Linked DNA regions of Homo sapiens: region 1 is linked to region 2. A link is an interaction called in ENCODE POLR2A ChIA-PET data of the cell type or tissue named here. Cell type or tissue: PC-9. All regions are shown on one strand. Links, peaks and the distances in the headings refer to the core of each region. The heading gives the core; the rest is flanking DNA. Region 1 overlaps SPEF1 (sperm flagellar 1). Region 2 overlaps SMOX (spermine oxidase).

What was found. Peaks named below come from ENCODE experiments on the same cell type or tissue, not always from the same donor. Only the 100,000 strongest peaks of a DNase experiment are listed, where the experiment ranks them.
Region 1: POLR2A ChIA-PET joins it to region 2 with 7 read pairs; 2 of 35 experiments call an interaction of 5 or more read pairs at or near these places.

Annotation. Positions count from the first base shown.
Region 1 is chr20:3,775,125-3,777,977 of GRCh38, forward strand. It overlaps SPEF1 (sperm flagellar 1), which reads right to left. Exons shown (of 7, transcript NM_015417.5): 7 at 2,380-2,853. Among named protein-coding and RNA genes, the nearest start is that of SPEF1, 4.9 kb to the right of the region's middle. In PC-9, for the core only: no CTCF peak of the experiment used is centred there; no DNase peak of the experiment used is centred there.
Region 2 is chr20:4,160,843-4,163,741 of GRCh38, forward strand. All of the region lies in intron 1 of SMOX (spermine oxidase), which reads left to right. LOC124904861 (a long non-coding RNA gene) reads right to left here. Exons shown (of 2, transcript XR_007067504.1): 2 at 1-2,356. Among named protein-coding and RNA genes, the nearest start is that of SMOX, 13 kb to the left of the region's middle. RefSeq lists an enhancer at 1-855. In PC-9, for the core only: no CTCF peak of the experiment used is centred there; DNase peaks (open chromatin) are centred at 379, 769 and 1,259; H3K4me3 peaks cover 1,492 bases; H3K27ac peaks cover 1,796 bases.

The DNA of each region.
Region 1 (2,853 bases), core at 354-2,853, 390 kb before region 2:
GGAGAGATGCAAGAAGCACATGGCCGGTGAAAGTTATTTGTAATAATTCCATTCTTGGGGCAGGTGGTGGATTTATAGGTGTTCATAAGTGAGTTGATTATGGACAAATGGGGAGAGAGTGTCATGAACCAAGGATTATATTTAGTCCAATTCAGTAATATTTAAAATATTCAATAATAAATGAAATAAAAATTGCCAACTACTCCTGACCTTGTTCTGAGCCCCATCCATGCACTCCACCTGGTCTTAGTTTAACACTGGCTCCACCTGACCCTCCACTTGCCCCAAACTAACCGTTAGCCCTTCACACACACTGACCCTTGCTATAGCACCACGATCTCTCCATAGTCTGCAATAGGCCCCCGGAGTTCTATTCCCTGAAACTTTTATCCATGTAACCTCACCTGTAGGCTGCTATATGTAAAGATAGTAGGAATGGCTGATGGAGTGGCCCGAGGACCAGGAGACAGGGCAGGCTAACAGTTCTGCCTTAGCAGTAGCACTGTGGGCCCAGAAGACAGGTTTGATGGCTGGTATCACGACCTCACCTATTGGCCTCCTACATGGCAAAGGCTGGGCCAGGTCCTGATGGTTCTTCCTCTTTGAGGCTTCTGCTCCTGGTATCCAGATATAGCTAAGTCTGTCTCTGAGAAGTGCACCTCTGCCACAGCACCAGGCCTGTAACTCCCTTGTTGGTAATAGACTCTATCAACTCTCTCCTTTCCTGTCTTTGATGAAGTAAGCTACCATACTGGAGATGGCTATGTGTCAAGGAAATGAGAGTGGCTATTGGCCAACAATGAGTAAAACACTGAAGCTTTCAGTTTGACAGCCCACTAGGAAGTAAATTCAGTCAGCAACCAAGTAAGCCTGGAAGCCTGGATCCTTCCTCAGTTGTGCCTTCAGATGAGACTGCAGTTCTATTGGCCCTTTGCTTGCAGCCTTGTAGGAAACATTGAAGTGGAGGACCCAGCCAAGCCTGGCCTGGACTCTTGACCCACAGAAAATGTGAGATATAATAATAAGTATTTGTTGTTCTAAGCTGCTACATTGGTGATAATTTGCTACACAGTAAGAGATAATGTATACAGGTTCTTTTCATTTCTTTTGCTATTACAAAGAGTGTTTCTGTGGGCCAGGCATGGTGGCTCACGCCTGTAATCCCAGCACTTTTGGAGGCCAAGGCAGGTGGATCACTTGAGGTCAGGAGTTCGAGGCCAGCCTAGCCAACATGGTGAAACCTGTCTCTACCAAAAATATAAAAAATTAGCCAGATGTGGTGGCATGCACCTGTAATCTCACATACTTGAGAGGCTCAGGCAGGAGAATCGCTTGAACTCAGGAGGTGGAGGTTGCAGTGAGCCGAGATCGTGCAATTGCACTCCAGCCTGGACGACAGAGCAAGACTCCATTTTAAAAAAAACAAAACCAAACAAAAAGAGTGTTGCTATGAACGTTGTTGTAACATGTCTCCCAGAACACAGAACACAAGAGCCTAGGTTTCCCTTGGGTATGTGCTGGGTATATGCCTAGGAATGGAATTGTTAGATCTCAGGATGTTTGTTTTGTTTTGAGACAGAGTGTCCTTCTGTTGCCTAGGCTGGAGTGCAGTGGTGCGATCTTGGCTCACTGCAACCTCTGCCCCCCAGCTTCAAGCAATTCTCCTGCCTCAGCTTCCCAAGTAGCTGGGACTACAGGTGCCCGCCACCACGCCTGGCTAATTGTTCGTATTTTTAATAGAGATGGGTTTTCACCATTGGCCAGGCTGGTCTTGAACTCCTGGCCTCAAGTGACCCACCTGCCTTGGCCTCCCAAAGTGGTGGGATTACAGGCCTGAGCCACCATGCCCAGCTGGATCTCAGGATTTACAAATGTTCCACATTACTGGTAGTCAGAAAACCATTAAAGTTAGGGTCATGCCATGGCTGTAGTGTGTTGGCCAGGGTTGGGAGTAAAGCCTGGCCTCAATCCATGGAAGTTGGGATTGTCTGTGGGCAGGGTTGGAGTCGTACAGAGGGCCGAGTTAGGGGTCAGTCCTTACGTAGGGTTGAGGGTGAGTGTGTGGCCACATTTGGGAACAATTTGAAGTCTGGTTTGGGGTTGGGTTTGGACAAGGTTGGAGAACACTGTGAGGGTGGGTTTGGGGGTCAATCTAAGGCCAGGGTTAGAAGTTAGGCTGTCATCCTGTGCAAAACCTGACCCCTGGTGATATCATCAACCTACCAAGCTGTGGCCGCACAGGACCCAGCCACCCACAAGATGAGATCCACTCTGGGTCCAGAAAGCTCTTTCACTCAAGGCGGGGGTGGGGAGATGGAGGACAAGTGAAGAAGAAACTGGCTCCCCTCAGATGCAAAAAGAGAAGGCAGGCACAGGAAATAGAACACAACACTGACTTTAATGGGGCAGCCCTGAGCCGTAACCTTCAAACCTTCCGCCTCAGTACCCCGTGCGCGAGGAGGGAGGGGCGACTGCTACGGGCACATCGTCGATGTCCTCCCTACTCCTGGCGATCCCACGCCTCACCCCTTCCTCTCCAGCTGCTGCGGTCTCCGTCGCCGAGGTGGGTCCCAGGTAAGCTCCCAGGAGGGGCAGGGGAGCCCCTCAGCGGCCCGGGACAGATTCCCCCATGGCTGAGGGCATGGGGAACTAGCCTGGATGGAGACGCCGCCGTCCTCGGAGCTGGGCGGGGACCTGATTCTGGGGGTGTGGACAGAGCCAAGGGACCGCCCCCCAAGGCCCAGCGCCGGGAGATGCAAGGCCGGGCCCAAGGTGTTGGACACTGCTTTGGGGGACAGGCTAGGTCTCTGCACGTGGCTTCTGGGCTCTGGAAAGCGGTCCATTCTCCTGACC
Region 2 (2,899 bases), core at 256-2,755:
GTGTCTCTTTGTGGGCAGAAAGCACAGGTCCCAGGCTGGGCAGAGTGGGACCCTGTGGCTCAGGAGGCAGGATGGGCTTGCCGGAGACCCCACCCCCTCCCCGGGGCTGGAGCTGAAGCACAGTTGGGCTTTGTGCAGAGTCACGAGGGGCCGCTGAGGGGGAACTGCGCCCGGCTGAGCTCACAGGCCTCAGTTCTTGTAAGTGGTTTTGAAAGAGTCAGCGGAAAGTGCTGACTGAGCTGTTCTCCTTCACCCCAGAATTGTGAGGCTGCGGCTCCTGGCAGGGATAGGGGAGAAGCCCCACCGGGAAGCCACCCCCTCAGCTGCCAGCTCACACCTCCCAGGTGTCAAGTGCCCAGGCTGCAGAATGGGTGGATCTCTGTGCTGGGTGGTGCTGGGGACACTGACTCACGTCAGGGCCGTGCCTGCAGGTGATGCCTCATGCAGGGGGCTGTGTTTGGGGGTGTGCCTGGCCCTGTGATGGCAGGCGGCTTGGAGAAGCTCTCCCAACCCTGCTGATAGCCCGGAGGAGAGAACTGGGCTTAATAATCAGACCCCTGGGCTGACCTCCCCTCTGCAGTCCTGCACTGAGGTATTTGGCTTCTGTCATTTTTCTGACCCCATCAGCTTGTTGTGAAGGGCAAAGATGATGACCAGTTGACACAGTTAGAACTGGTCTGGGTTTGTCCCAGCGGTGTCATGCCTGGTCACCCAGGTCATGCTGATGTGGCCCTTGCCCTCACCCCACATCCTGCCATTCAGCAAGTCCCCAGGAGGTTGACACAGCACTGCACCTCCTCTGCCGCAGAGTTGCCTTGGCAGGAGGCCTTCCCTGACGCCCCTGTGCAAGCAGTTAGTTTCCTGTCTCCCCGCCCTGCTTTTCCCTGACCTGACAGATCCTTAAGGGGAGGCGTCTGGGTGTTGCAGTATCCCCAGTGCCTCGGACAGTGCCTGGCACAGGTAGCCCTCCAGAAACCTTTTTGAATGAACGAAAAATCTGTCCCCTGCTACTCCCGTCCCTGCCTTAGGGCTCACTCACAAACCCTGTCTGTGCTTTTCTCCAGTCTCCTTAGCACTGGTCCCACCCTAGGCCGGGAACGTGCCCCCCGCCTGCCCGGTGCCCATCCAGACTCCCACTCACGGCGGCAGCCACCGGGTGGCAGGGCCTGTGTGTCTCCAGCGCCTGTGCCTGCCCCGCCCCCTTCCTGGTGCCTTGGGCGGCAGGTCGTGTGCCTCCTGGCAGGTGTGCCTCCTGCCCTTCCCCAGGGTGCCTCGGGGAGCCAACCTGCATGGCTGACTTGCCCAGGAAGCGCAGGGCGGCCCGGGTGGGGCTGGGGCAGGCCCTGAGCGGAGGCGGGAGGTGTGTTCTCCCCACCTGACGCTGGAAGGCTTCCCCACTCCCCACTCCCGACTCCCAACTCCCAGGGCGGGGTGAGGCGGCTGCCACAGTCATGGGAGGAAGCTCAGGAGAGTGCATAGTGTGGGACCAGGGGATTCCAAGCCAGTCCAGGTGAGTTCCCGGAGAGAGAGAAAAGGGACAGTGTTGGAATCACACGTTGAGAGATGATACTGTTAGCAGTGCCTCTGAGCCTCTGCACGTGCAGTTTCCCTGCGTGGAGCTCACTTCTCTCTCCTGGGAATTTCCACCCCCTCTTCCACCCTCCATTAGGTCTTCCTTCCCATTGTCTCTTGAATTCTTCATGATCCTTATTTCTGTACCTTTGAGTTCACTGGCTGTGAGCCTCAGGGCAGGGGGCCCTGTCTCTTGAATCCATTGCTGCGGAATCTCCAGGGGCTGATGCAGGGCCAGGCAAGGGTGCATCTTGGGGGAGACAAAACATACAAATATAGGTCTCTCTAAGGACTTCTGATGAGGAGGCTTGGACCCAGCAGAGAGCAGAACAGATGTGATGGTCATTCCCATTTTGCGGATGAGGAAACGGTCTTTCCAAGATCACTCAGAGCTAGACCCCATTCCTGCTTCCTGGCTCCTGTCCTCCAAGGGAGCAGTCCCAGCGCAGAGGTTGGACCTGCAGAGGGTGTTGAGATGCAGAGAGAAAGACGGGGAGGATGCGGCTGTGTGTGTCGGTGTGTGAGCAAGGTTGGGCAAGGACATCTGTGTGGCCTGAGGTGCTTTGTATGCCTGGAGAGCAGAGGGCTTTGGGAGCTGGGCAGCAGCGGGGTGGAGGGAGACCCAAGCCTAAGCCCAGGGTGGAGGGAGCTTGGGCACTGCCTGGCCTTGTGGCTGTCTCTGCCTCTTCCTCTCCGGCACTGTCAGACCTCAGTGGCTGTGGGCTGGCCAGGAGGCTGCAACTGGAACCTGAGCCTTGGCTGTACATTGGCATCATGTAGGTCCCTAAAAAAAAAAAAAAATACATGGTTGGGCCCCACCCCAGAGAGTCTAATTTAGATGACCTGGTATAGGTAGGGGTTATTTGTAAAAATCTCCAGGTGAGTCTAATGTACTGGTTGGGAGAAGTTCCTGTCTCTTGGGCCTTATAAGCTGTAGGGCCTGGGCCAGGCTCCCTGCCCACTTCATCCTAGCTCTGCATTTCAGAACAGCGGGGTCTGAGGCCCTGAGAGGGGTTGGTTGGGGGAGTGTTTACCTGGGGACTTCCACTCTGGGGAGTCTCTGGGGAGAGAGAGATGCTGACTCTTAGTTACCTATTGTTGGCTAACCAATGACTCCAAAACTGGTAGCTTAAAATGGCAGTCAGCATTTATTATGCTCACAGTTTCTGTAGGTTGGGAATTTGGTAGCAGTTTAGTTGGGTGGTTCTGGCTCGGGGTCTCTAGTGAGGTTGCAGTCACAGTGTCAGCCAGCGCTGCAGTCATCTGAAGGGAGCAGGAGGATTTGCTTCCAAGATGGTGTGCTCACATGCTTGGCAGGATGGTTTGG